Linked DNA regions of Mus musculus: all the other regions are linked to region 4. Evidence: chromatin loops called from intact Hi-C (ENCODE). Cell type or tissue: heart. All regions are shown on one strand. Links, peaks and the distances in the headings refer to the core of each region. The heading gives the core; the rest is flanking DNA.

Region 1 (7,576 bases), core at 1,360-5,359, 49 kb before region 4:
AATAATATAAAATATCTTGGCGTGACTCTAACTAAGGAAGTGAAAGATCTGTATGATAAAAACTTCAAGTCCCTGAAGAAAGAAATTAAAGAAGATCTCAGAAGATGGAAAGATCTCCCATGCTCATGGATTGGCAGGATCAACATTGTAAAAATGGCTATCTTGCCAAAAGCAATCTACAGATTCAATGCAATCCCCATCAAAATTCCAACTCAATTCTTCAACGAATTAGAAAGAGCAATCTGCAAATTCATCTGGAATAACAAAAAACCTAGGATAGCAAAAACTCTTCTCAAGGATAAAAGTACCTCTGGTGGAATCACCATGCCTGACCTAAAGCTTTACTACAGAGCAATTGTTATAAAAACTGCATGGTACTGGTATAGTGGCAGACAAGTAGACCAATGGAATAGAATTGAAGACCCAGAAATGAACCCACACACCTATGGTCACTTGATCTTTGACAAGGGAGCTAAAACCATCCATTGGAAGAAAGACAGCATTTTCAACAATTGGTGCTGGCACAACTGGTTGTTATCATGTAGAAGAATGCGAATCGATCCATACTTATCTCCTTGTACTAAGGTCAAATCTAAGTGGATCAAGGAACTTCACATAAAACCAGAGACACTGAAACTTATAGAGGAGAAAGTGGAGAAAAGTCTCGAAGATATAGGCACAGGGAAAAAATTCCTGAATAGAACAGCAATGGCTTGAGAAATGGGACCTCATGAAACTGCAAAGCTTCTGCAAGGCAAAAGACACCGTCAATACGACAAAAAGACCACCAACAGATTGGGAAAGGATCTTTACCTATCTTAAATCAGATAGGGGACTAATATCCAATATATATAAAGAACTCAAGAGGGTGGACTCCAGAAAATCAAATAACCCCATTAAAAAATGGGGCTCAGAACTGAACAAAGAATTCTCACCTGAGGAATACCGAAAGGCTGAGAAACACCTGAAAAAATGTTCAACATCCTTAATCATCAGAGAAATGCAAATCAAAACAACCCTGAGATTCCATCTCACACCAGTCAGAATGGCTAAGATCAAAAATTCAGGTGACAGCAGATGCTGGCGAGGATGTGGAGAAAGAGGAACACTACTCCATTGTTGGTGGGATTGCAAGCTTGTACAACCACTCTGGAAATCAGTCTGGCGGTTCCTCAGAAAATTGGACATAGTACTACCGGAGGATCCTGCAATACCTCTCCTGGGCATATATCCAGAAGATGTCCCAACCGGTAAGAAGGTCACATGCTCCACTATGTTCATAGCAGCCTTATTTATAATAGCCAGAAGCTGGAAAGAACCCAGATGTCCCTCAAAAGAGGAATGGATACAAAAAATGTGGTACATTTACACAATGGAGTACTACTCAGCTATTAAAAAGAATGAATTTACGAAATTCCTAGCCAAATGGTTGGACCTGGAGGGCATCATCCTGAGTGAGGTAACCCAATCACAAAAGAACTCAAATGAAATGTACTCACTGATAAGTGGATATTAACCCAGAAACTTAGTATAGCGAGATATAAGGTGCAATATGCAAAACATATGAAACTGAAGAAGAACGAGAGACCAAAGTGTGGACACTTTGCTCATTCTTAGAATTGGAAACAATCACCCATGGAAGGAGTTACAGAGACAAAGTTTGGAGCTGAGACAAAAGGATGGTCCATCTAGAGACTGCCATATCCAGGGATCCATCCCATAATTAGCCTCCAAACGATGACACCATTGCATACACTAGCAAGCCTTTGTTGCAAGGACGGTGATATAGCTGTCCCTTGTGAGACTAGGCCGGGGCCTAGCAAACACAGAAGTGGATGCTCACAGTCAACTATTGGATGGATCACACGGCCCCCAATGGAGGAGCTAGAGAAAGTATCCAAGGAGCTAAAGAGATCTGCAACCCTATCGGTGGAACAACATTATGAACTAACCAGTACCCCAGAGCTCTTGACTCTAGCTGCATATGTATCAAAAGATGACCTAGTTGGCCATCACTGGAAAGAGAGGCCCATTGGTCAGGCAAACTTTATATGCCCCAGTACAGGGGAACGCCAGGGCCAAAAAATGGGAATGGGTGGGGAGAGGGTGGGGGACTTTTGGGATAGCATTGGAAATGTAATTGAAGAAAATACGTAATAAAAAAAAAAAAAAAGAAAGAAAGAACTACCTTCAAAAAAAAAAAAAAAGATATGCTTTCCCCCACAACGGTAATTCATTGGTTTACATAAAAAAGGACTCTAAACAAATTCTCTTAAATGTTCTGACAGAACTAAACTTATTTTTAAAAAAGGATTTATTTATTTTATGTGAGTACACTGTTGCTGTCTTCAAACACACCACAAGAGGGCATCGGATCCCATTACAGATGGTTGTGAGCCACCATGTGGTTGCCAGGAATTGAACTCAGACTGGAAGGGCAGTGTTCTTAACCTCTGAACCATCTCTCCAGCACTCTCAATATTAACTTGTAACTATGGCCTATTATTTGTTGTTTTGTTCTGAGGCAGGGTTTCTCTATTATGTAGTTCTTGCTTCGCTGACCAGGTTTGCCTTGAATTTCCAGAGTGCTTTCTGTCTCTGTCTCCCAAGTGCTGGGATTAAAGGCATGCACACCTGGCTACACCCTCTGTTCAACACCCTTTTGCTTAAACTTAGCCTAAGTTTTCTAAACCTCATCTATCAAATTTAGCTAAAATTTGCTTTTTTTTTTAAACACATACTACTGTCCATATCACATCCCCACACAACATGAGTTAAGATTATCTACAGGAACATGCCTATCTCACTAAGAGGGATCAAAGCACAGGATGACTGGCAAGAGGGAAGTAAAGTCAAAATTGAACTGAACTCTCAGCACTCCCAAGAGAAAACAAAAACTAGGAAAATTCACGTGAAAGGAGTTCTTAAACATTCACCTATACTTCCACCAGGTGGCGCTATTAGCTGTGTCCCAATGTTGGTGCCTTCCTGTGTTCTGCTACTGGAATTCCTTTCCAGGACATCAGCATGCTCCTTTTTAATTACATGCTTCCAAGTGTCCTTAACTGAATCTATGTACAAACACAGCAATAAACAGCTAACTAGATAATACAGTGCTCTAAGAGGGATCTGGGATGAGGGGGTGGGGAGATGATAGGGCCAATTCTCATAGAAATGGAATAGTAGTGGAGAGGGAGAGAGCTCTAAACATAGTTTGCCTCCTGCAGACATGAGGACCTGAGTTCAAACCACAGAACCCATGTAAAAAGAAAAAGCAGAAATGGAAATGGTGGTGTACTTGTAATCCCAGCTCTGGGAAGGCAGAGACAAAGGCAGATCTCCAGGGTCAGCCAGCCTAGTGCAATTAGTGCATTCCAGATTGGTAAAAGGTGCTGTCATAAACTCCTCAGGACAGCTTCTGAGGAGCACACACACAAACACACTCACTCACAAATTTACTTACCTTGGAACTCAACAACAGGTTAAATAAACATTTTAAAGCAAAAGCAACCACATAGCTTTATCTGTCTGTACCTCAGATAATGAATGGTCTGAAGCATAGAGGGCCTGGATTGCCTCAATGAAAACCCCCAGTCCTTGCCTGTGTTTCTTTTCCCGTTTAACACTGGACTGCTACAAGCACTTTGAGGAGAGATTTTCTTTTAATTAGACCCCTATTCTTTCCAATATAATTATGCCTGTCTCTTTGACTGGCTTGTATTTTAATACTTAGTTACACCAAAAAGGGCTTTACTGTATGTAAATCAACTAAGTATGGAACCAAACAGCTACCAAGATGACTTAAAACACAGAATCAGTCTCCCACATACATAATCTTATATTGTTATTCAATACTCACTAAATTTTATATACCTTCCAACTGTTCATACTTTTTGTGACAGCCATCAAATTTGGAGACAACTAAATATTCATAGTAAAAGAGAAACTAGCATCCTACTATTATAAAATTGCCTTGTCTTTATAGATCCCTTAGTCAACTACAAATCTAAATCAATGAGTACACCAGACCAAAATATCTATACTTCACCTATTTCTATAAATTAATTAAGAACACCTAATATTAAGTTTGTCAAGACAGTCACTTGTGATCTCAAATGCCCTTAACCCCAGTACTCAAAAGAGACACAGGCAGATCTCTGAATTCAAGACCAACCTGGTCTATATAGAAAGTCCCAGGACAGCCAGGGCTACTCAATGAGACCCTGTCTCAAAGAAAGGCTATCAAACCATCTAACCAGGAAACGCTGAGGAAGGAGAATGTTTGCCATTGGCATAGGTCATGAGCAATGGGACCCTTTTTTGGCAAGTTAGATGTTCCTGTCTGAAAACAACTAGTGGCGGAGGAAGGGGGGGGGGGACATCTACAGGGAAATCTACCATGCTAGTTACACATACAGTCTGCTGTGCTTTAACTCATCACTTGACAATTTCCTGTTTCTGATAAGAATCAGCTAAGTAACAGTACCCAAGTAACTAAGTCAGGAAGTTTAGATGGGTTACAATCTCTCAGTGAACTATGAAAGGAGAAAAATCAACAATAACTTTGATATGCTACAGCAGGCATAAAGAGAAGGAAATTTACAAGATTACTGTAATCAACATTTTAAGCCACAACATCATATAGTTTATATTGCTAAATATTCTAACTAATGAAACACTCTACTACTTACAAAACAAAAATTAGAAGCACATCAGAAATAGAGGATTAAATCAAGTTGTTTTGTTGAGTTTGGTTTGGTTTTATTTTCTTATTGTTTGGTCAGTTGTAATCACATGTAGCCCAGGCTGGCCTTAAAACTCACTATATAGGTGAGGATGATCTTGGCTTTGAACTACTGATATTCCTACCTCCAATCCCAAATGCAGAAATTTTAGACCTGTATCACCATGCTCAGCACGATTAGGTTCTTTTAAAGATAGGGAACAATTTTATCATATTTTATTCAGGTTTGAATGATTACTTTGGATACATAACCAAGATGAGAAAACAAGAAAGATGAAAAAGTAAAAGGGTATTGTGCATATAAAATTCACTTGTTCATTCAACAAATATTAACTGAATAAATGTACACTAGGAGAACAAACCAAGTTCTGAAAACAAAGGAAGAGAAATCAAGTATTCTGCTAATAAAAGGAATTCTAGTGAAACTCCTGTTTCTTCAACTCATTTATACACGCCTTAGACTAACACAAGAGTAACACATTCCCTATATGATGATTTTGTCAGTCATCACAAAATCTTACTTTCTATCCTCTCTGAATTAAAATAAATTTACCCAAGATTACATCCTCTCGGGCTGGAGAGATGGCTCAGGGGCTGCTCTGCCACAGAAAGGACCCAGCTTCTGCATGGCTTCTCTCAACTATCCCTAACTCCAGTCCTGACATCCTCTCACACACAGACAGACAGACATGCAGGCAATAACACCAATGCACATAAAAAACAATAAATAAAAGAACATACCAATTCTGGAATCTGAAGAGAGGATTATGTTTTATAATAACTAAAGGAGCAACCAGTAAAATAGTAAACAATCTTGCTAAAGTAAATTACAATCATACAATTATAATACAAACTGTGAAAATGTATAACAAAGAATTGCATTAATATAAGACATTAGTTATTAGTTAAAGAGTTATTACCCTAATCCTTAGGTTACTGGATGGCTAAGAAACAAAATAGAATCACAATTGACTACATCCATTTTAAAGTGTTCTGAATGAGATAAAAATAACTGATGGGGTCAAGGATGTAGCTCTGGGTATATCGCCTGCCTAGAGCATGAAGCTCTGCTGAGCTCAATCATCATCACCACATAAAACCAGATGTAGTAGCACATGCCTGTAGTTCCAGAACTGGGGAGGTAGAGACAGAGGATCCAAGATCATCCTTAGTTTAAAGCCAGGATGAGTTAAAAGAGACCCATCTCAAAACAAGAACAAATTTACCAACAAGGAACACTGAATTACTTCTACTTAAAATTTCACATGTAAAGCTGGAGACAATCCTCAACACACACACACAAATCCTATGTTGAAATCCAAGCCCCAGCACCTTAGAATATGGCTATCTGGGTAGCTTCAGAATGTAAATGAGATAAATGAGTTTACCAACAGGCCCTTATCCAGTATGACTGGTGTTCCTGTAAGAGAAGTTTGGTTCACTTAAAGAGAAAGCAGTTATCCAGAAGCCCAAGACAGGAGGAAAGTTAACATACAGAAGAGGAGGCTCTCAAGAACTCTGCTGATACCCTAACCTCAGACTTACTATCTCACCAAGGCTCAAGGGTTATGGAAGAAGAGGGGACAGAAAGACTGCAAAAGCCAGAGGCAATATACAAGGAAACTGGTTTTCCAGACACAATATGGCAGCTGCATATGAATTCATGGCAGTCGTAACAACACGCACAAGATCTGCACAAGCTCAAGCCAAACAAAATCTCAATGTGGAGGGGAGGGACACAAAGTCCTAAACCTATTGAGGAACTATTGGTAAATGACAGCTACCAGGAAAGGGTGGTTTTAGTTTTAAGGATGTGGCCCCTAGGTGGTCTAACTAGTGCCAGTGGAAGGCCATATAACTCAGTGTAGTAGATAGGTAGTACTAACATGACTTCATGGGTTTAAAAAAAAAAAAAGGTGAAGACACAAAGTTGGGTGGATATGGCTTGTGGGTATGGGAGGAGATGTGCAAGAGGGATGAAAATGTTCAAAATACAATGTATGAAATTCTGAAAGAATTACTAAAAACACTTTTTAATATAAATTCCAGGATTGGCAAGACAACTCAACAGTTAAGAGCATACATCATTCTTGCAAAGAACCAGAGTTTAGCTCCCAACACCCATATCATGTGGCTAACATTTGCCTATTAACATCAGCTCCAAGGGATCCAACACCTCTGGTTTTCGCAAGCACCAGCATCGATGTGTATACACACACACACACACACACACACACACACACACACACACCTATACATTCTATGACTTATTAATTACATGTATAGGGAACTGGTCTATTATTACTTTAAAATCCTAGCACGTTTCACAGCACTACTCCTCTGTCAGACACCTCCATTTGCCTTTCTTAGAAATTTCCTGTTGCAACCCACCCTAAACCCAGTTAACTGTATGACCAAGCCAATGATCTGGATTAATAAACCCTATTCAGTCACCTCCCTCTCAACTCGCTGCCCTTGTATCCTTTTAACAGGATTCAAGTGAATGTACAGTAACAGCATTCTGGCCATATACATAAGGAGCCAAGCAGCTTACTAAGATAATGAAGCATCCTTTAAGTGGTCTCCTGTTCCCAGTCTCACTTTCTTCTATTTGGAAGAATTTAATTGTCATTTTTAGAAAAAGTTAGCTGGAAACGTGAATTTTTCCTTTACTATTTACTAAGTGGCCTTGAGAGTTAAACTGAATGAAGTTTCAAATGAATTTGCCTTGAGTTACAATGAACTTATTATTTTTGTGGTCCTTAAAACTCTACAAAGACAAGAACTCTTTCAACACGAGAGAAACTAAAGTCATGAGAAAATTCTAGGAAG
Region 2 (7,576 bases), core at 1,687-5,686, 52 kb after region 4:
AATTAGGATTGAAAGTGCATGCCTTGTGTTTGGACTCCTGAGGTCATTCCAGGTTCATACTTGCAAAAGCGCCAGACTAGACAATACACATTCCCCAAAGGCAAAGGTGTTTGGATTCGTGAGCACACATTTGGCCACCCTATTCCACCCCACCCCCAATCCACACTTTTATTATCTCTCAATAGAGAGGGGAGAGGGAGGGTCTCTAGGGCCGATGAAAAAGGCAGGAAACCACATGGTTCTCAAAAGCCCACTGAAGGGCGGGAGAAAAGACTCAGTGGTTAAGAGTGCCGGCTGCTCATCGGAAGGACTGGCGTTTGGGTCCTTGGACCCTGATCAGGCGCTCACAGCCACCTCTAACTCTAGCTCTCGGGCATCTCTGATGGCTCTTGTTGGTTGTCAACTTGACTGCATCTGGAACTGAGTAAAACCCAAGCGGGGGTGGGATTATTTTCTTAATTAAATCATTGGACGTGGGAAGACCTCTTTTAAGTCTGGATCTGGATGGAGGTGGGAAGACCCACCTTTAATCACGGCCACATCTTCTGCTGGCAGCCTATGCAAAGGACAGGGAAGAAGGAAGCTTGCCTCTTTGCTCGTTCCCTTGTGTTCTCGATGGCAAGTCCGCTCCTTCACGGACATTAGAGCCTACTTCTTTGGAGTCCTTGTGTTGATACTCAAGAGCAATTGAAATATGGAGCCTCATGGATTAAACAACCCCTGGATTCTCGGCCCTTCCCTAGGTAGACAAGCATTTTTGGACTCGCTGGACCACTGCCTGAAAGTCATTCCTAATAAATTACCTTCCTATATAGAGATTCTATAAAATCTATTTCTCCAAAGCATCCTAACATAGGATCCAAAACAGTCTTCCAGGTTCTGCAGTTACCTGTATGCACACACCACACACACACACACACACACACACACACACACACACACACACACACACACACCGTAAAAATAAAAAGAGCCCACTCAAAGAATTAGCTGAGAAAAACCTTTTCATTTCATGAACAGTATCACAGACAATTCATTTTTTATGGATTTTGATTAAAAAGACAATGTGAGCTGTGTTCAAGTAATATTGCAAAATTGTACTTGGAACTGTTTTATGATTGATTATATTAGCCGGTGATCTTAGAGCCGTGCCCTCCCTCTGAGGCTTGGGTCATGTGTTTATTTCATATCGATTTCTTCCTGCTACCGGTTTACAGTGAAATAATATCAAAGATTCATTTCCCTCTGTCTTCCATATAGCTCCCCAATTCATTGGTTTTTTTTTTTGAAATCTTTTCTAGTTTCTAATTTTAAATGTATTGCATAAATCTTGATTTAGTTCATTTTTCTACAGATATGTGTAATACAGCGCAGCAATCAATGCCTATAAAGGCAGAGTGGTGGGGAGAGAAACAGCAATGGGGTAGAATCGCGATCAAGTACTGCGCTGATCCACTTCCTGTTGGTTTTGGCACCTGAGCACCCTTCGCTCCTGGAGGGGGCAGGGGTGTCTGGTGCTCATCTGCTTCTGAGAGCAGGACTAATCACCCATCTGGTTTCACTCACTTGGCTTTGTGCTCTGCCCAGAGTGTTATTACACACAGCCATACCACACCCACTCTCTCACCTACATAGGGTCCCATCAAGGGGCAGAGCAGAGGCGCTCATCTACCTCATCCCCAACCCAGGATTAGGCCTGTGTCCTGTTGGAGACCCGACCCTCAGTAGTGGCGCTGTGACGCCATACCCGCAGCTGTGGCTTTGTGTGACCTGGCCCCAGTGCCCTTTTTCTCTAGTCTTGGCAGTGGATGTGTGTTCTAATGCTTCTTCAAGCGATTCTTTTGTCTGCCCTTTGATTTGAGGGGAAATAAGGGAAGGATGCCATTTCATCAGAAAAAAACCGTAACTGCTAAACATACATGACAATTATTTAAAGAAGTAATTATCAATGATTCTAGGCAGAATAGTCTTCGCCCCCAAAAGTGCGTACGCGCGCCCGTACACACACACACACACACACACACACACACACACACACACACAAAATGGAAAAATTATCTGCTCTTCCTCTTGTGCTACCTTCCAACGAGGTGCACTGGTTAGAAATTCCAATGTAATTTGAATTTAATTACTTTGTCCCTTGGAGATTATTCTATTGCTAAACAATCCTTTTCTTGTGTAGGTATGGGCTCTCCGGTGTGTGTGTGTGTGTGTGTGTGTGTGTGTGTGTGTGTGTGAGAGAGAGAGAGAGAGAGAGGTGGTGTGTGGCAATCTCTTTGTTCTTCAGGAGCACACCACCTTGTTTTCGGGTCTCTGACTAGACTGAGATCTTGCTGAACAGAGTAGGGGGTCCTAGGGATAAGCCTGTCTCCAACCCTCTTTTTAAGGGAACATTATTTTAAATATTTTATATTTATGTATTTTTAACACTTTGATATATTTATGCTCATCTTTTTCTTTGTGTGAGTATATGGATACATACATATATGGATGCATATAAACAATCCCTAAGTTAATGTCAACATTGGTATCAAAGTGCATATATAACCTTACAAACTAATTTCTAACATTTGCTGATGGGTTTTTTTCACATTGATGAATATGTCAACACAGAATATTCTGAATAACACATCCATGTGCATCATTTATGATACACTTTCTTTTGCTTTTCATAATACAAGTCATATACTTACATATCAAATTCTATTAATTTCTATTTTAAATTCCTAGGATCCATTTTAAGAAACGTTATCAGCTACCAAAGGTCTTTTCATGTGGTTTAATCATTTCCCAGAATGACATCTTGGGTGTCTCTTGAAGTCAACAGCAATATGAAAGTCCTGTATCTCTTTAATATGTGCATAGTTCCTGTTATTTAGTGCTAGTTCCCTGGAAGGCAGACTCTGAGGTTAAGTTTGACTCCTAATATTTAATAGAGTGTTCTTGGCATTAGCATTTGTAGAAGAGAGAAAAAGAGGCACATATGTGGAGGACAGAGAATCACTTCTGAGAGTCTGTTCTGAACTTCTGCCTCCTAGGCCACGGGAATTGAACTCACATTGTCGGGATTGATGGCAAGAACATTGACCTGCTGAGGCATTTAGCCAGCCCCAATCTCAGAGTGTTCAAATCCTCACTGAAACAAAATAATCCCCCACTCATTGACAAATGAAAAAATGTATAATTTCCATGGTTTGGCAGACTTAGTGTTTCGATTTGATGATGTGTTTAGCAAAGAAGAAAAGAAAATAAAAAACTGTAAGGAATTTTGTTTGGTTTTGGTTTCCTCAATGTCATTTTAACAAAAATTTCTGAGGGGGTTGTGAATGCCCATGAATGAATTAATAATATGCTAATGCTCTAAGTCCTTCCTGTTGTGGGAAATATTAAAAAATAAACCTGCCAACTCTCTGAGGGGCTGGACTACACTTCCTCTCCTGCCAGCCCACCAACTCTTGGGCCACCAGACCACAGGGCTCTTGCCCGGCCATCTCTCTGGTGCTCACCCCCCCACCCCCCAGTTCCTCTTACTACCACGCACAATACCCAGTACCCCGGTAGAATCAAGACTCTTAAAGCTTAATTAACCAATCAGATTATGTATCAATAATATCACAATTTACAAGATGCCAATACAATAATTTCAGAGCCAATTGATAATGATAAAAAGCCTTATCCCAATTAACCTTACCATATGACAACTACTTGTGGCTGGTAAAAGCCATGCAGATACACATCCGAAGCCATCTTCCTTCTCCTCCTGCCCTGACACACACACTCTCTCTCTCTCTCTCTCTCTCTCTTTCTCTCTTTCTCTCTTTCTGCAACTCTTAGCTCTGTCTCCCTTTTCCCTGTTCAATCACAGACCTCCTTGTACTGATGTAATTGGACAGGGAAAATCCTGTGACACCTTCCTTATAAAGTAAATAAACCTAAGATTACAGGTGACCTCTTTTTTTTTTTTGTAAGTTTTTATTGACTTTTTGTGAATTTTACATCATGCAACCCAATCCCACTCATCTCCCATCCTTCCATGTCCACCCACCACCCTTGTACCCTCCCCCCAGAAGAAAATAAAAAATAAAAATAAAAAATAAAACAAAACAAACACATCTCACCGTGGAAGCTGCAGTGTGTCACAGTGTCACACAGTCACCCTTTGGCCACACAGCTTTACTTGCAAATGCTCGTTGCATTGAGTCTGGTCTGCTTTGAGTCCTCTGGCCTCTGCCATACTAACAATACTGGATCCTCACTGGGACTCCACTTAGAGATCCTGTTGTTCCCTGTGTCATGGAGCTTTGGGTCTGTAGGACCAGCCCTTTCACACACTCCAGCAGTTCATAGATGGGCTAGATGAGGGGGGTGGGCCAACCAAAAGCCCTGGATCTGGGCTGAACTAGCTCTCCCGGACTGCCCCACAAGGAGTAGGATCAGCTCAAGGGTGACACGCTTAGACTGTTCAAGCATTTTGTGGAATTACTAAAGAAGTCTATTTCATATATAGCAATGTAGCCTGAATAACATCATTAAAATTCAGCAGCAGATTAAAAAGATGATTACTTGGACGTCTCCAGGAAGCAGCTGGTATTTAGATCACTGATTTTTTGTTTGTTTTTAGTATCATCTTTTGAGCATCCTCCGTATGTCACAAAATAAAAGTTCTACTTTTTAGAATACTATGCACACACGCAGACATATAAACATATATGTATATAAAAATAAGACAGTGAAATACACATCGAGGTGTGGTTGGCATTTGTGGTACCCTAAATGCTTGATGAAGTTCTATGTACTCTGTAAATAGTATTTAGAGATTTTGAACTATCTGGGATATTAATGTCTGACACATGAGTCTCTGGCAGAGATCCCCTCCTTTTCCATATGCAGTCTCTTCATTCTGTTGTCTCCTTTGCTCTGTGGAAAATATTTGTTTTTATCTCTGTCTTTTCTGCTGTTGTTTTCTTTTAAAATTTTTAATATGCATTGATTGTTTCATACACGTATTTTGACCAGTCACCCCCCCCCCAACTCTTTCTAGATCTACCCACCACCACCTATTCACCCAACTTGTGCTGGCCAAATGCTCTTGGATGTGTGGTCTTCCACTAGGGTGGCTGGCTTCTAGGCCTATGCTCTTAGAGAAAGAGCCTTTCCTTCTTCCAGGAGATAACAGCTCTCAGTAGCTTCTTGACTAGAGGCAGAACTTTGTGCCTAACTCCCTTCACCATGCTAAAATGTGTTCTGGCTTGAGCTTTCATAGTTTTATTCATGATATTCCAATCGTTGTGAATTTGTTTCCATGTGCAGCTGCCCCGCTGTGTCCAGTAGGTATGTCTTTGCTGCTATCCACCACACCTATCTCTCAGACTGCTTCTAAATTTTTATTTATTTAATATTATTATTATTGTTTTTTTGAGACAGAATCTCACCAGGTAGCTTCAGCTAGCCTGGAATTTGCTATGGCCTCAAACTTACAAAGATCCACCTGCTTCTGCCTCATGGGCACTAGGATTAAAGATGTATCCCACATGCCTGGCTTAATTATTATTTTTTGCAATTTTTAAACATTAAAGTGGAATCATACCATGTTCTGCACCCCTTTTCTCCTTCCAGTCCCTCCCATGATCATGTGTGTGTGTGTGTGTGTGTGTGTGTGTGTATGAGTGTGTATGTGTATGTATGTGCTCATGTGCGTATGTGTTTATATTTTATTTGCAAATGTAACAGTAACTTTTTAAAAAAGAGCCTATGAAGTTGAGAGGGAGCAGGAGAGAGGATCATAGCCAGGCATGTGGGATACATCTTTAATCCTAGTGCCCATGAGGCAGAAGCAGGTGGATCTTTGTAAGTTTGAGGCCATAGCAAATTCCAGGCTAGCTGAAGCTACTTGGTGAGATTTTGTCTCAAAAAAACAATAATAATAATATTAAATAAACAAACAAACAAACAAACAAACCTGCTGAGCCCATTAGTGTTGCTTATGTGTGATTTCAGGGCTGACCATTTGGATCTGGATAACCAAACAAGGGACTTATCCTAATTCTTCCTTTCTAGGCAGCCTTGAGTGGCCTGTAGTTCTTTGACTAGACGTGGACATTTAGAGGTTTCCCTCTTTCTGTCTTAGCATTTCTACTGGTTATTGTTCAGGTCTTGTTTAGGCAGTCATGTTGTTGAGGTATCATGTTACTTCTGTCATTTTTTTCTTTTTCTTTTTCTTTCTTTTTTTTTTTTTGTGGGTGCAGAGAACATTTATTGATGGTATTAAAAAGAGTAGGGAGGGCCCCCTAGGTCCCTCCTGTTATAGGGGTCTGGGATGGATATTGTGAGGGAGATGCTCAGTGTTGGGGGGTCAAGTTGGGAGGGGGGACTCCTCAGCAACTGAGGGCCTCTCTCTTGCACTCAGTGTCCTTGCTGGTGCGAGGTCCAGGGCTTCTTACTCCTTGGAGGCCATGGAGGCCATGAGGTCCATGACCCTGTTGCTGTATCTGTATTCATTGTCATACCAGGAAACAAGCTTTACAAAGTTGTCATTGAGATCAATGCCAGCCCCAGCATCAAAGGTGGAAGAGTGGGAGTTGCTGCTGAAGTTGCAGGAGACAACCCGGTTCTCAGTGTAGCCCAGGATGTCCTTTAATGGGCCCTCTGATGCCTGCTTCACCACCTTCTTGATGTCATCATACTTGGCAGGTTTCTCCAGGTGGCATGTCAGATCTACAACAGATACATTGGGGGTAGGAACACAGAAACCATACCAGTGAGCTTGTTCAGCTCTGGGATGACCTTGCTGACAGCCTTGGCAGCATCAGTGGATGCAGGGACGATGTTCTGAGCAGCCCCATGTTGCCACACCACAGCTTTCCAGAGAGGCCAGTCACAATCTTCTGCGAGGCAGTGATGGCATGGACTGTGGTCATGAGCCCTTCCATGATGCCAAAGTTGTCATGGATGACCTTGGCCAGGTAGGCTAAGCAATTGGTGGTACAGGATGTGTTGCTGACAATCTTGAGTGAGTTGTCATAATTCTTGTGATTCACATCCATCACAAACATGGGGGCATCTATCTGTAGGAGGGGAAAAGATAATGACCCTTTTGGCTCCACCCTTCAAGTGGGCTCCTGCCTTCTCCATGGTGGTGAAGATGCCAGTAGACTCCACAACATACTTGGCACCAGCATCACCACATTTGATGTTAGCAGGATCTCGCTCTTGGAAGATGGTGATAGGCTTCCCATTGATGACAAGCTTCCCATTCTTAGCCTTGACTGTGCCATTGAATCTGCCTTGGGTGGAGTCATACTAGAACGTGTAGACCATGTAGTTGAGGTCATTGATGGCAACATTCTCCACTTTGCCAAGTGCAGAGAAGGCAGCCCTGGTAACCAGGCACCCAATATAGCCAAATCTGTTCACACTAACCTTCACCACTTGTCTATGAGACAAGGCTAGCACTGCACAAGAAGATGTGGCTGTCTCTGGAACAGGGAGGAGCAGAGAGCTTCCCTGTCATTTCTAAGAGATACAATCTTATAGCAGAAGATTTCCTGATCCTCTAGGTCTTAAAATCTTTCTGCAT
Region 3 (7,576 bases), core at 2,254-6,253, 120 kb before region 4:
TCCTCCAGGCCCCCAGCCGCCATCTCCTTCGTTGACTAATACTTCAACCTCAGGCAGGATCAAGCACACACACAGTATGTGGAGCTTTTAGAGGATTGGGGGGGGGGGGATGTCACTATAGGCAGATAGACAAGCTCTTTCATTTCTCTTGTGGCCTCTTTCTGGGTTTCTCCTCTTTAAGTAAAGATGTTCTGAATGGGGGGAAGGGAACCAATGAAAATTATCAGTACAGATATTACTGTCCGTCGTTATATTGTACAGCATCAGTTTTAAATGAAAGTTTTGACATTTAGATGTATGCAAAATCACCAAAATTACCCATGTTATATGAGTGTGTGCGTGCGCGCGCGCGCACCACAGCACACTTGTAGAGATCAGAAGACAAGTTGTGGAAGTCGGTTCTCTTCTTCAGCCATGTATCAAGAATGGTGACCACCGAGCATCAAAGACCAGTTAAGAGAAGAACCCTCTGGCCTGCATGGTGGAAGCCATCAGGATTCTCACTCCCTCAGGCCACACCTCTATTCCACGGTCCTATTGCTGCATTTTCCAGCTGCATTCTGGGAAAGCCCTGCTGCTGTAATCTGGGGCTTTACCTGACCCGGTTGTCCAGTCCCTCATCCCCAGCCTCCTGCCTGCCTCAGGGAAGCCCCAAGAGAGAGCAACAGCAGCACTCAGGGTCTGCAGTGAGGTGAGTGTAGAGCATTCCCCTTAAAACAGCCTTTCCCTGGACGCAAAGGATCGCAGTGTTCCCGGAGAAAGGAACCTTGGTGATTCCACTCGCCCTGTGGACCAGGTCCCATTGCACTGGTTGCAGGGCGGGGCTCTGTCTTCTGAGCCAAATTACCTAACCCCGGATGGGTACCCAAGTGTTGGCTCAAGCAGATTCTCTTCTGGCAGAATCTAAATCGGGGACCCAAGATCTAGATGTTGGTTCCCAGAGCTAAGATGGCTACAAAGCTCAGGAGCTGAGCTAGGCTGGGTCAGTGGAGGGCCTCTGGAGCTGTGGAGAAAGAAGAAAGAACCAACGCACCCAGGGAGGAAATGGGTCAAGGCAATCAGAGGCCACACAGACAGAGAAGGAAACAGTGCTGTGCTAGGCCACCCAGGGCCTGCTCAGACCGGAGGCTTAAGCAAATTGGCACTGGCTTAGAAAAAAAAATTCAAACTCTTGATTGCACAATTAGGACCAAAAGTGAATATTAAGTTTGAAAATGTAAAGTAAATCCTAACGCCATGTGCTACTTGGTAAAATGTGTATGTCATCGGCCTAACTGCCCCGAGTGCCTTTCGGTCACTTCTTGTGCTGACTCTGTAGTCGTTATCATAAGAGGTCACAGAAAGACAGGGAGTCCTCTTCTAGCAGAGATCATCAAAGTTCACCTTCCTACGGGTCATTCAGAAGATTTTCCACCATTTCCATAAATAGTTACCAATGTCTTGTGCACATTTAGGATTGCGGTTGTGTTTAAAGAAATCTGGTTATTTTATTTATTCAGGTGTGTGTGTGTGTGTGTGTGTGTGTGTGTGTGTGTGTGTGTGTGTGTGTGTGTGCATTTGCAGATTTGCAGGTGGGTTGTGTGCTCGTGCAGGTGTGTGTGCACATATACCTAAAGAGGCACAAGGGTGATGATATGTGTCTTCCTTGATCACTCCCCCGAGGTGGAAGTCCCTGGCTGTGTCATGCGATGCAGACTCACGTGGTGTTTTGCTGAGGTAAGACCCATGGAAGGACAGGTAATATTTGGAGAGAGTACAAGTAGGACTCAATGGATAGTGATAGAATGCTAGCACAGCTAGATTTGTTGGTCTGGCGTCTTTGCTCATCTTCACTTCATTGAGAGAGGCACAGCAGAGAACTTCTCCTGGGGTCCCAGCTGGTTCTAGTAGCTTCCGCTGACTCATGCAGTTCTGCAGAGACCTGGCTGTTTCTGCTGGATCGCACAACCACTGTTGATTCCTGTTCGGTATCCTGACACTACTGAAGTGGACTCCTGGTCTCCTGGCAAATGAAGATGAGAACTGGCCCAAAGAACTACTTCTAAACAGGCCCACATCCCCTCGTCCTATTTACCATCTTTTCTCCCCTGCCTTTGGTTGGTGGACTAGAAGGGTGGTTGAAGCATTTAAGAACCCTTATTAAAGTAGATTTTGAAGACTCTAAGCCTGCACTCCCCACTTTATTTACTGAGGTAGAATCTCCTAGTTGAACCCAAAGCTCACCTATGCAGCTAGTCTAGCTGACCATCTAGCTTGACCATCTGCTGTCCCTGCCTTCTGGGAGATGGAACTGCAGGCTTGTCACCACCATCACGCAGCGTGTACAGGAGTTCTGGAGATCCCCGGTCCACTCCACACACTTGTGTAACAACTGCTCCACCCACTGAGCCATCTCCTCAACAACAACAACAAAAAAATCCAAGTTTGAAAGTTTTCAGAGCTCTTCACAGTGTGTGTGTGTGTGTGTGTGTGTGTGTGTGTGTGTGTGTGTGTGTGTACAAGCACACACCATGACTAAAGCTGAACACTTAAATATTCTTGGAACTTATGACACTCACTTGTCACCTTTGGGTTTATTATGAGATTTGTGCTGTTACTCAGAAAGTATCTTTGCTTTGAATCAATGTTGGGAAAATGAGACACAGATTCCAAACAATTTTATTTTTCAACAGCGGCTTAGCTGTGAACTTAAGAGCTGTGTGCAGAAACAAATAGAGAAGCCTGGCCTGGAGCCAGGAGCCAGAAGCCAGGGCCCATCAAACTCAGGTTCCACGCATCAGTTTTACAGCCCTGATCAAAGAGATCTCAGTGTTCCAAGGATCAAACCAAGGGCCTCACGTACACCCACACACAACCATTGGGCTACAGCCCAGCCACATATTTCTGTTGCAAAGTCAGTCCACTTGTGTTCTCCTTGAGTGCTTCCTCTTCTGTTTTGTCTAGAGTCAGGGGGTGTTGGCCTCGTGATGCCAACATGATCGGTAGCTCTTCCCTCCTTCTCTTCAGCAGCTCGGTACAGACAGTGTCTATTTGTGTACCCTCTTAGACTCCTGACTTTCAAGTGTACCGAGCACTCACTGACATGTCATCTCAGCTCTGGCTGCAGGACCCTCGTGACACTGACTCCTTTTTCCTAAGGATTTCACTCCTTCGTGTGAACCTCCATGAGCGCCTGGCATTTTTGTTCACTGGGCAGACATTTACTTTGAGCCTTTAGCACAGGGTAGAATCTGCAGGGGTTTTAATGGGTGCGGGGGTGTTTGGTGGTTGTTGTTGTTTTCCCAAATGGGAATGAATACAAGAGAACAAAAAGAGGGGGGAGTCACAGCAAGTTGAGATCAACCCTTGAAAAGTGAAAGCTTCACAATGCTACAGTTTCTGATCTTGTGTGTTCTTGTGAGTGATGACAGTTATTTCTTTTTGTTCGGTTGGTTGGTTTTGTTTTATTTTGTTTTGTTTTTGTTTTGTTTTGTTTTCCAGACAGGGTTAAAGACGCGGGCCAGGACACCTGGCCTGAGATGACAGTGTTTGTTTGTTTGTTTGTTTGTTTTGTTTTGTTTTGTTTTTGAGACAGGGTTTCTCTGTATAGCCTTGGCTGTCCTGGAACTCACTCTGTAGACCAGGCTGGCCTCAAACTCAGAAATCCACCTGTCTTTGCCCCCCCCCCCCAAGGTGTTGGGATTAAAGGCGTGCGCCACCACTGCCCAGCAAGATGACAGTATTTGTAATCACAGTGGCATTCTGGCTGCGCACTGTTCCTAGAGAATCCCAAATTGTCCCCTGAAATCAATTACGGAGCCCCCAAAGTCCCGACTCAGCATTCTCTAGGAGCTTTATTTATGATCTCAAAGTAAACTTAAAAGTATCCTTGAACTTTGGACAAATTGATCTGGGGTGGGGGGCCTTGTGCAGCTGCGGCTGCAGGCACGACCTTAGGATGAGCAAGTATGAAAAACTTGCTGAAGGTCCCTAGGCAATCTCGAGGCCTGTAGTGTGTGGTAGGTGAGCAGTTCAGGTAGCAGAGTAAAGGTAAGAGCTACCTCGTGCTATTTCGGGTCCCTGGAGGGCTTCTGTTCAGGTTCTCTTCTGTGTGGATCAGTTTCCGGCCTCTCCCAGGGCTGCCGATTGCTCGCTAAGGGATGCAAGGAGTGAACATTGCATCTTCTTTGTGAGCCTCCCACTCTGGCAAGGAATCACCAGGGTCCCAGGAGCCGGAAAACCAAAACCAAACCTACAGTTTGGGTCAACAGGGATGTTGCTCTGACTTCACCAACTATGCACAATGCTTTAGATTGAATGATCGGGGGGGGGGGGGGGGGTGGACGACTGGGATAAAGGTGAGTGGCTTGCAGAGTAGAGCAGAGGCAGAGAAAAGGGACCACTGGGCACATGCTCTGGTGTCAGTGAATGCAGAGAGAGAGGACATGGTGGCAGCTAAACTTGCAAGTGACAATGGAGAAACTCTATGTTCCGGTCTAAGCCTGGGGACTTTCTCCAACTGAGCCTTGGTTCCAGGAAAACTAGCCTGGGCTTTTCCCTTTCTCTCATCGGGAAGCCCACGGAGCTTCCTCTCTAGTGGGAACAAATGGATTTTTTTTTTCAGAATTCGCCACAAGGTGGCACCAGACACCGGTAGACGCAATGAAGTCGCTTCCCGCCGGGTGGGCGGTAGAATTGGGCCACCGGATCAGGTCAGGCCGGATTCAAAGGAAAAAGATCCGCATCCCCAGAAAAGTCACACAGGCCAAAGAAGGAAATAGGCCCACGGAAAACAAGACGCCTATTTTAAAGAGAAAGGGAGGAGTATCACAGAGGAGAGATATCATCGGCATTGCAACTCCTCAGTAAAACGGAAAGTTTCGCAAGAAACCTTGACTAGACAGTAAAGTGCGGGAAACGGGCGCTTGACGTGACAGGGGACAGTAACGTGTGGGAAGCAATCGATGGAGAGCCCAGAGAGGCAATTACAGGCCTGCAGGTGGATGCAAGTGGTGTCTGGAGACAGGGACTGGTGGAGGAGAAATCGGCCTGTGACTGACCTCTTGGCAATTGCTGGCATTTTCCAATGATAAAACGAGTGTGTCAATAAGCCCAACACAAATGAGTACTGTGAGCGATGACACAGTAAGGAAGCCGCCAAACTGGCCGCTCCACGATTGGGGGAAGATTTTATTGTGAATGGGGCAGGGGGGCAAGGGGGCGGGGTGGGGGGCCCAGAGACAGAGAGACAGAGACAGAGACAGAGAGAACATCCAGAGGCACCTGGAAGAGTCCAGAGCAGAGGGAGAAATAAGCAGATTGGACATGGCCAGCACTATTGGGAGCAGAGAGAAAGGTGTGTGTGTGTGTGTGTGTGTGTGTGTGTGTGTGTGTGTGTGTGTGTGTGTCATAGAATAGTCTTGAGACTAGCCAGAGTAGCAAGGAGTATGGTATAGAATAGCATACGAGGGAAAGGGGAAAAAGTCTTATAGAGAGCTGGCTGGTTTCTGGGAGGAAGGAAGCCTGTGAATGGAGGCAGCCTGGGAGTTAGCAAAGTGGGGGAGGAGTGGCAAGGGCCAGGGTGCTAACCTGGGCTTTGGGGTGTAAGTAGGGTCTGAGGAAACCTGGAGGCCAGCATAGACTTTGATCTGCAGCCATGGGTATGTATCAATGGACAGCCACATGTCCCCTCTGCCAGAGGCAAGGGACACGACTCCTTTTGGCAGAGGGAATCCCATTTCACAAGTTCCTGAGGAAAGCTGGCTTTTATCTAACCACCAATAATCCTCCTATAGTCTTCCTTGAGCTGAGCCAAGTCTGTCAGGGTGTTTGTTTTTTGTTTTGTTTGACATAGATACTTTCCAAGACCTGACAAGTTAGCAGCAGAAATACATACTGTTGCTCTCTTTCAAATTTTTACTTTTGTATGTGTGTGGAGGGTGTGTGCATGTGTGTGTGTGTGTGTGTGTGTGTGTGTGTGTGTGTGTGTTGTGCCACTGTGCGGACGCCAGGGAACCCCTTTGTGGCATTTGCTCCCTCCTGCCCCTTCTGTGGTTTCCAGGCGTGGGTTGAGCCCAGGTCTCCAGGCCTGCTCTGCCAACGCCTTTAGCCATCTGAGCCACCTCACTGGACTTAATTCATCTTGAGAATTAGTTTGTCCCATCGTCTTCTTGGTTATCCCTATGGGCTGATGATTTCAGGTAGATTTTTATTGACGGATAGCCTTTCTCCTCGGCGTGCTCAACTCTGCCCCACCTGTGGCCAGGAGAGACTCCTTTTAGACTGGTTATGTAAAGTTTTGACTGACCCAATTGTTCAAAACTTGGTTTTCTGATGGAGCAAGGAGTAAATGTTCTAGAATTCCCACAAGCCTTTCCCTTCCAGACCAGACACAGAATTAGCTATTGTTCTACGAAAACCTTGACTTCTTGGAGGATAAACAACGTTGAGAACCAAAATGACGTCATCGGTGTGCATTGTGGAGGGGTTTGATTCTACCCTGCCACTTCAACAGGAAAAAGCAAAAGCACTTTTTTTTTTTAACACCAAACTATGGGTTTCAAATGGTGTGACTTCCAACTTCAGGTGGCACAAAAGACTTGTGCATTTTATGCAGGCGTGACTCCACATTATCCATTGTTTAATTTTGTCTTAGGGTTTCTATTACTGGGAAGAAGAAAAAAAAAAAAACCACCATGACCAAAAGTAACTTGGGAAAGAAAGGGTTTATTTTGCTTACACTTCCAATCCATCAGAGAGGGAAGTCAGAGTGGGAACTCCAGCAGGGAAGGAACCCATAGACAGTTGCTGACACAGAGGCCATTGGCCTTGCTCAGCCTGTCTATCTTATGGATCCCAGAAAGACCAGTCCAGGGACTGCATTGTCCATAGTGAGTTGGGCCCTTCCCCATCATTCACTACTTAAGAAAATGTCCTGCAGGCTTGCCTACAACCCAGTCTTGTGGAGGCATTTTCTTAACTGAAGTTCCCTCCTCCCAGGTGACTCTGGTTTGTCTTAAGTTGACTCCTCTCAGATGACTCTAGCCTATCTTAAGTTGACATTAACCCTGGCCATCAAAGATCTGGTTCTAACAACACACTGTTCCTATGCAAACTTTGACGTCCACAATTGACCCTCCGCAGTTTTGATGCCCAAAGTCAGGTTCTTTCAGAATAAAGAGTATTCATTTGCTTCATCTGATAGCTTAGGAAAATAACTTTTTAAAGAACTATCAATAGAAACAGTACAAACACTGAATAAATTTTGTTTTAGACAGCATACCCCTGAGGATTTGTTGCCAAGTTACTGTGACTCAAATCACACATAATCTCTCACACCAGGGGCTACATGGGGACAGAAGTGTGGGTTCCGGTGTTGGTGTTCATTTTCATCTTTAGAGGGCTGTGACCTGCCCTGGGCCAATTTTATTCTCTATCTTTTCACTTTTTCTTAAGGCTTATTATAAACTCTCGGTATACTAATAATTCGCTTACTAGTAATATCGTATTGTTTAATCATCTCCCTATTGTTCATTGAAATCCAAGCTCCATGAAGCGGGACTTTGTTTTGGGATGATGCTAAGTGTTCTGTGAAGGC
Region 4 (7,576 bases), core at 1,727-5,726:
TTGTTGTCTATGGGATACCTATGGATATCTATGGTTGTCATGGTTACAGTAGTTGAGATCAGAAGGCCCACTACTGTAAAGGCACCATTCCCTGCTCAGGTCCTGGACTGTGTACGTGGAGAAAGGAAGCTGAACAGATGCCTGAGCCCGCTCTGGATGTGATGGCACCAGCTATGTTAAACCCTCGCAGCTTTGACTTACCCGCCACGGTCACCTGTGATTTGAATTATAAGCTTAAATAAGTTCTTTCTCCCTTAAGTTGATTTCTTAAGATACTACATCCTAGCAACAGTTAAAGAAACTCTCATACACATACACACCATTCAAATAGAAATTATATATATGTATATGTGTGTGTATTCTATACAGCATAATACTATAAACAAAGTTAACAAAATTAAAAAGAAAAAATGTGGCAGCATAGCCTTTAATCCCATGAAGCAGATTTCTGTAGTTCAAGGCTGGCACGGTCTACATAGGAAACTCTAGCTAGGCCAGTCAGAAATACATGATGAGATTTTGTTTCAAAAGTACAACAAACAGAATATGGTACTATACAAAGAGTTTATATGAATCAAAAAGTAAGTGAGCATGCCAATAGAAAAATAAATATATGAGTAAATAAGTCGCAAAGTGAGAAATATTGCTAATGAATAAATGAACAAAATTTTTTCCTCTCTACCCAATTAGAAAAACCCTTTAGCAATTGATAAGACCTGTTTTTGGCGAAAGGATGAGTCTACTGAAATTCAAATTTACCATTTATAGTAGCATATGTTCATCTATTTTTAAAGGCACAATTTGTAAATACAGGTTGCCCAATAAATATTCCTTAAATGTGGTGATTTTGGAAATGTTTAAAAGAGGAAATAAAAAATATTTGAACAAATTAATGTCTCAAATGTATCAAAATTAAAATATCCATCATTTGGACCACAAATTTTACTTCAAGAATTTTGTTATAAGACTATATATACTTGCCAGGCATGGTGGCGCACTTCTTTAATCCCAGGCAGAGGCAGGTGGATTTCTGCCAGCCTGGTCTACAAAGTGAGTTCGAGGACAGCCTGGGCTATACAGAGAAACCCTGTCTCAATAAATAAATAAATAAATAAATAAATAAATAAATAAATAAATAAATAAATAAATAAATGAAAATAGTATATACTTAAGATGGGTGTGGTGACACATTTTTAATCCCAGCACTAAGGAGGCAGAGGCAGGAGAATATCTGAGCTCAAGGCCACCCTAGTCCACAGTGTGAGTTCCAGCATGGCCAAAGTTACTTAGAGAAACACTATCAGAAAACAAAACAAAACAAAAAAGATTGTAATTAAACAAGTGTGTGTTTGTGCAAAGAGGTTATATTCACACGGAGCAATTTAAGTGTCCATCATTACATGAATAGCTTTTTAAAATGGAGCATCTATAAATACAAAGAAACAACATTCAGCCTTTAAGAAGAAAGCAATTCTGTCCTATGAAAAATACAAACGAGATACTATGCTGAGTAAAGAAACCAACCACAAACACTGTGTGGTCCCACTTATGTGGAGTACATGAGATGGGCAAAGTCATAGACAAGATGGGAACAGATGTTACCAGGGGCTGGGGAGCAAGGAGAATTAGGGAGTTACTAGTCTATCTGCATTGACGTTTCAGTCACATGAATAAACGCAGAAATTGCTGTACATTGTGCCTCTAGTCAGTCCTAATGCATTATCATCCGTCTAATCTAATGCATTTAAATCTTTGAGAAAATAGATGTTTACCATATCTTTTTTCCCTTAGAGTTCTTTATTTATTTTTATTTTATATGTAAAGATGTTTGCCCGTATAGATGTATGTGCACCTGGTCCATACCAGGTGCCCTCTGAGGACAGAAGAGAGCATAGATCCCCTGCAATCGAACCTACAGGGACTTGTAAGCTGCAATCTAGCGACTGAGAATCAAATATAGGTCCTCTGCAAGAAGGGCAAGCACTCTTATCTGCCAACATCTCTAGCTGTGTTCTTAAGATACTTAGGCCAGGCATTAGGCCCGCCATGGTAGTGCATGCTTGCAATCTCACCTTCTGGGTGATGAGGGTAAGAGGATCAGGAATTCAAGGTCATCTTTGTCTACATACCAATTTTTAGGCCAACTGGGGAAGTCTAAAAGAATCTGTCTAAAAGAAAAAACATAGAGCATTTGCTGGGCTTGGTAGCACATATCCATAATCCCATGCAATCCCAACACTTTGAAGGCTATGGCAGGACAACTTTGCATTTGAGGCCAGTGTGGGAATCAGTGAGACTCTGTCCCAAAACTGTGAACAAACATAAAAGCTGTCCGCAGAACTGTCTTTAACAGGGTTCTCAGCCTTCCTAATGCTGAGGTGACCCTAAGCCATAAAGTTATTTCATTGCTATTTCATAACTGTAACTTTGCTACTGGTCATGAATCTTAATGTAAATATCTGATATGCAGGATATCTGATGTGTGACTACCCCAAAGGAGTTGCAACCCACAGGTTGAGAACCACTAGTCTATTCTAACAAAATGTTGAAGATAAGTGTTCAATAATTACAAGATTACCAAAAACAGAACAGACAGAAGAATGGTCCATCTAAAAGTACATGTGTGCTCACACAAAAGAATTTTTGTATTTCTTGATTACCTAAATTTCTTTAAATAAGCATGCTTTCTTTTGTCTTTCAGTCGATTGATTGTTTGATTGATTGATTGATTGATTGATTGTGTCAGTGAGAAGCCCACATAAGGTCTCTTGAACGCTGAGTGGATGCTCTACCACAGAGCTACACTCCCAGTCCCTCTAATACAGCATTCTCTGGAACGTTGGAACAGATGATTATGAAAATTAATTGTGCTGTAGAGTCCAGAAACTCAAGAGGAGTCAAAAAATAAATAAAAAAAGATAAGTCACAAAAGGTTCTGGGAAATGTGTGGCTTGTGGTACATGATAGCTTTGAAAAGAGATGAGCATTATGTTTGTAGGTATATACTCATACATATATCCTTCACATGCATGCACATACATTAGGGCCGGTGTGCTTGCTCACAGTGTGTACTTTTAGGAAATCAAGCAAGCTGGGTTTTATCTCTTCTTCCAAGTTGAACCACATTTCCCTGCAGTGTTTCCCTCAGGAGACCACGCTCAACCCATCTGTGAAGAGTTTCAGTGTCTAGCCGGCTCCGGCCTGGCCGCTTGCTTTGGCCATGAGTTATTTTTTGGCAAAGGTGCAAAATAGGAAAATATGGCTGGCATAGGCCCAGGAAGTCGTAGACCTGGGCACGAGGAGCTTCAGCACCACGGACACAGTCAACTCTGCTCAAAGCCATTTCCCGAAAAGAGCCCGCAGACTTGGCCCACTCCGCGCCTGCCCCCTCACCCTCCCGGCCTGGTGTGAGACTGTCTAGGAGCTCCTCAATCCTCGGGACGGGAAGTTGCTCCTGCTCCTACCAGAGCCTGGTGACAGCCTGGGTAGTGACGTGGATCTGCGCAGCGCCCCCAGCTGCCCCAGGAAGAGTGAGTGTTCTTCCTGCCAGTTCCCGCGACCCGTCTTCCCCCATGAGCTAAACGGTCACACACTGCGTAAAATTCTAAACCTAGAACCAATTCCGTCAAGAAAATCCGCATTTTGTTCTACGTGGATAGATGAGATGAAACTGACTTGCCAGAGCCTCCACCTCCACACTCTGGTCCTTCCTCCCTATCGAGTCAAGAAACAGGAAAATCTCAACCCATCTAATCTGGAGTTCAAGACTCAAAAGACACAAGACAGGAAAGTGATGGCAAATCCAAAATCTTTGTCAGACTCCTAAAACCACCCAGTAATTTTTCGAAAGTTGCATTCGCAATCACTCCTATGACGCCACAAGCACTCGCCGAGCTTGTGTGGGCTCCGGGGCCAAAGAAGGGACAAGCCCTGACCTTCATCATGCGACTGGGGTTGGGCCCACACAAGCAACTGTGTCAGGCCCGAGGATGGTGCTGACTATCACCCCGCTGTTCCTGTTCTCCAGGACAGCAACGGGGAGAAGTGGGCACTGGATGGCTTTTCTGGCGTCCTGCAGAGACGCGCGCTCCACCGAGGTCTATCAAGTAGGCGGGGCGCTTGACGGGAGCCTACCTTACCCCAAACGAGGCGCCCTACGGGTCACTTGCCACCGACGTGGGGCTCGGTGCGCTCCCTCTTCCCGACGGGGCCAGACGGCTGAGTCCCGCACCGCCCGCTGCTGCCCACCCGCCACCGGCTCAGTTACCTGGAAGTCGCGGCTAGGCCGGTGCGCCGGGGGCACTAGCGGACTCCCGCGCTCCTGGTCTGGCCTCCCTAGCCAGCTGAGGCCGCCGCGCGCTCGGCGGGGACCACTGCAGCCTGGACTGCCAGGGGCGGCCAGCAAGGAGAGGGGCGCCAGACGCGGGCACTGCGCCTGCGCTCTCCGCTGCCCCAACCCCCCACCGCAGGCGCTGCGGGAGTGGAAGACGGCAGGAGACCACCAGGATGTTTGCTTAGACCTGGGGACTGGCCCTCCCCGAGAGGCGTGAGCGTCCCAGGCAATGGAAGCTGCCAACGCCCTGGGGCGGAGAGTGGGGGCAGGCGGGGTTGGGGGGGGTGGGGGGGGCTCTTAGAAGCAATCGACTGCCAGCCAGGGTGACTAGGTCCTCTGGGAAGAGATGAGGAAGCATTCTCCATTCATTTCTATCTGGTTGTAAGAACTAAAAATTATTTCTTGATATTTGAAGTGGTGACAGTATCGATAAACCTTGGGACAGAATAATCTTGGGATATCCCTGAGTCCTGACCGTTTTACCCAGGTTTTGCAAGATGGGAGAAGTCTTGACAATGCAAATGTTTGTATACCCCAATCCCCAAAGCTAAATGAACACACTCTTAAAAACAAACCAAGTCACCAAGGCAATGAGAGTCCAGGAGACAGGCTGGAAGACCATGACTGTAGATTAGGTAAGAAACAATCAGGCCTGAATTATGGTGCTAACTATGGAAAGACAAGTGTCTTCTGCCAGATTTTTCATAGTCTGTTTAGATCCCTTTCTGTCCTGCTCTGACTCAGGACTCACCTTGATGGATGAAGCCAAGTGTCTTCTAGCTTTTGGATAGTGTGGGCAAGTGAGAGACACATGGGAAACAGAGTTACTGTTATCCACGTCTTCATCTCAAAGTCAGAACCCAAATCCTCTGGTAGAGTTTTGTGTTTGCACACCTGACCACTAGCTGTCCTCCTCCTTCAATCCTGGATGGCTCCCAGAGGGTTCTTTTACATATCACATACATATACAAACACAAACATACACACACATATACACATACTCACACGCACACACACAAACACACATATACACACATACTCACAAGCACATACACAAACACACACCTTAATGGATGAAGTCAACTGTCTTCTAGCTTATGGATGGTGTGAGTATATGAGACACACGGGAAACACATACACACATATGTACACATATACACACATATGCATACAAATACAAACACACACATACACACATTTACATACAAATACACACACATACATACATACATATGCACACACATACCATACCAGCTTTTGTTGTGCAAACCTTGTTCCTTAATTTGAAACTATTGGTTGAATAAAGATGCCTATAGCCTGTAGCTGGGCAGAAGAGAGGTTGGCAGGGCTTCGGTTCCCTGGCTTGGGGTCTGAGGCAAAGACCAAAAGGAGAGAGGAGGAAGCCCCCATGGGGTAGGTGGATTGAGAGGACCAGCCCAGTTGGAGTAGGAACAGTCCTGGCAGAACATGGCAAGTGTCAGGATTCTTTTTTGGGGTTTTTTTGTTGTTGTTGTTGTTTTTTTTTTTTTTTTTTTTTTTTTTGGTTTTTCTAGACAGGGTTTCTCTATGTAGCCCTGGCTGTCCTGGAACTCACTCTGTAGACCAGGCTGGCCTTGAACTCAGAAATCCGCCTGCCTCTGCCTCCCGAGTGCTGAGATTAAAGGTGTGCACCACCACGCCCGGCCAAGTGTTGGGATTCTTGACAGAAAAGTAGACAAAAGAGCATAGAGGGCTGATATCTGCCCAGCTCTAATGCATTAAGGCTTATTATGAATATAAAGGTTTTGTGTCTTTTTTCTGGGAACTAAATGATCAAAGGTGGGATAGAAAACCCCAAATAATATTAACTCCAACATACACACAAACACACACACACACCTTTTAGAAATAGTCTCTTTATTCAAGACATTATAATGGATTTTAGTTCATTGAGGTTGGCAATATTTTAAAAACTTGGGAGCCCAGTTGGTGGTAATAATTTCAGCATTTGGAAGTTGGAAGCAGGATATTGAGTTCAAGGCCAGCATCAGTTATATAGAAAGATTCTTGTCTCAAAAAATGAACGGCTGAGAATTTAGTTCAATAACAGAATGCTTGCCTGGCACGTAAAAAGCCTTGGGTTTAGTCCCAGCACAAGTAAGTTAATCAGTTAGTTAGTTCTAGAAGATGAAATGTCTCCTATAGCCATCTTGATGGTCCCTGGGGCTTCAGCATCCATTGTGCCAGGTGATCTATTATGGCCACATAGCCTATGGATGTCAACAATAGTTTGAATAGACCCAAGAATAGAATTCTGACCATCTTGTTACCAATGTGTTCACAATAGACTGAGAACCACCTAAGTGTCCAGCATAGGAGAACTTGTGTGTGTGACTTGGAGAGGGGACATTTCTAGAGCCTCACAGTGTAGTACTCATTCCTTCCCAGCTGCAGCAGACTGCTTTTGAATGGGTCAGTATTCTCAGGGCACTCTTAGATTCCTGGCACAGCATCTGATAAATGTGCTTATGAAGAAGCTGCCGAGTGAGGCAAGCATCCATGGAGAGTCTCCAGCTGTTTCTCCCAAAGAAGATCAAAAAGGACACTGGTCATTAAGTTACCCCTAGTACAACAAATCAGTTTGTTCTAAATCCAGGATCTGACTTTTGTTTGTTTGTTTGTTTGTTTGTTTGTTTCTCGGGCTTGTAAAAAAACAAACTGCTTGCCTGGTTTGAGTTTTTTCCCTACTCATAAAAGAATAAATAGATAGATAGATAGATAGATAGATAGATAGATAGATAGATAGATAGATAGATAGATAGATAGAGCAACTAAAAAATAAAACCACTAAAACAACCCAAGGCAATATCACAATATCACAGCAAAAGTTACCCAAAGGGATCCCCAGGCATGGTTGTTTGCAAATAGAATTAATGTCCAAGTAAACACCTGCTAGTTCTGAATACAAATGAGACCAGGACAGGCAGCCTCCCATCTTTTACCCTTTCTAAGGGGAAGGGTCATTTGCTGTCCACACAGGCATTCATTCTGTTGATCTGGGTAAGACACAGAGAAACACAAGGAACCACGAGAGCAGTCTGCAGGATTTGGCAAAGGTTTTGTTTCCCTTTGAAGAAACGAGGAGAGGAGAGCCAAAAATGGGAAAGAGACAGAAAGAGGCTGACATGAGCTGACTGTAGGAGCAAAGACTTCCTGAGGGTTTTGAGAGTGACGTTAGGATTTAGCACGGCTGTCATTTTCTAA

Evidence for each region. A loop is a pair of places that touch in the nucleus more often than their neighbours do. Peaks named below come from ENCODE experiments on the same cell type or tissue, not always from the same donor. Only the 100,000 strongest peaks of a DNase experiment are listed, where the experiment ranks them.
Region 1: a loop joins it to region 4, with 4 times the contacts of the local background. A loop is called at or near these places in 2 of 42 quality-filtered maps.
Region 2: it touches region 4 in a loop (2.4-fold over the local background); 5 of 42 quality-filtered maps call a loop at or near these places.
Region 3: a loop joins it to region 4, with 12 times the contacts of the local background. A loop is called at or near these places in 3 of 42 quality-filtered maps.

The regions. Positions count from the first base shown.
Region 1 is chr9:100,517,814-100,525,389 of GRCm38, forward strand. All of the region lies in intron 1 of Nck1 (non-catalytic region of tyrosine kinase adaptor protein 1), which reads right to left. Among named protein-coding and RNA genes, the nearest start is that of Gm46139, 19 kb to the right of the region's middle. In heart, for the core only: CTCF peaks have their summits at 2,349 (motif pointing right) and 2,952 (motif pointing right); no DNase peak of the experiment used is centred there.
Region 2 is chr9:100,618,538-100,626,113 of GRCm38, forward strand. It overlaps a transcript of Stag1 not described here and the pseudogene Gm8661. Among named protein-coding and RNA genes, the nearest start is that of Stag1, 21 kb to the right of the region's middle. In heart, for the core only: no CTCF peak of the experiment used is centred there; no DNase peak of the experiment used is centred there.
Region 3 is chr9:100,449,752-100,457,327 of GRCm38, forward strand. Gm28166 (a long non-coding RNA gene) reads left to right here and starts at 208. Exons shown (of 3, transcript XR_871066.2): 1 at 208-691; 2 at 1,663-1,716; 3 at 1,910-3,275. In heart, for the core only: a CTCF peak has its summit at 4,622 (motif pointing right); a DNase peak (open chromatin) is centred at 4,640; H3K4me3 peaks cover 1,347 bases; H3K27ac peaks cover 939 bases.
Region 4 is chr9:100,566,681-100,574,256 of GRCm38, forward strand. It overlaps Slc35g2 (solute carrier family 35, member G2), which reads right to left and starts at 4,405. Exons shown (of 2, transcript NM_001101483.1): 1 at 4,268-4,405. In heart, for the core only: a CTCF peak has its summit at 3,530 (motif pointing left); DNase peaks (open chromatin) are centred at 3,491, 4,231 and 4,421; H3K4me3 peaks cover 1,832 bases; H3K27ac peaks cover 1,520 bases.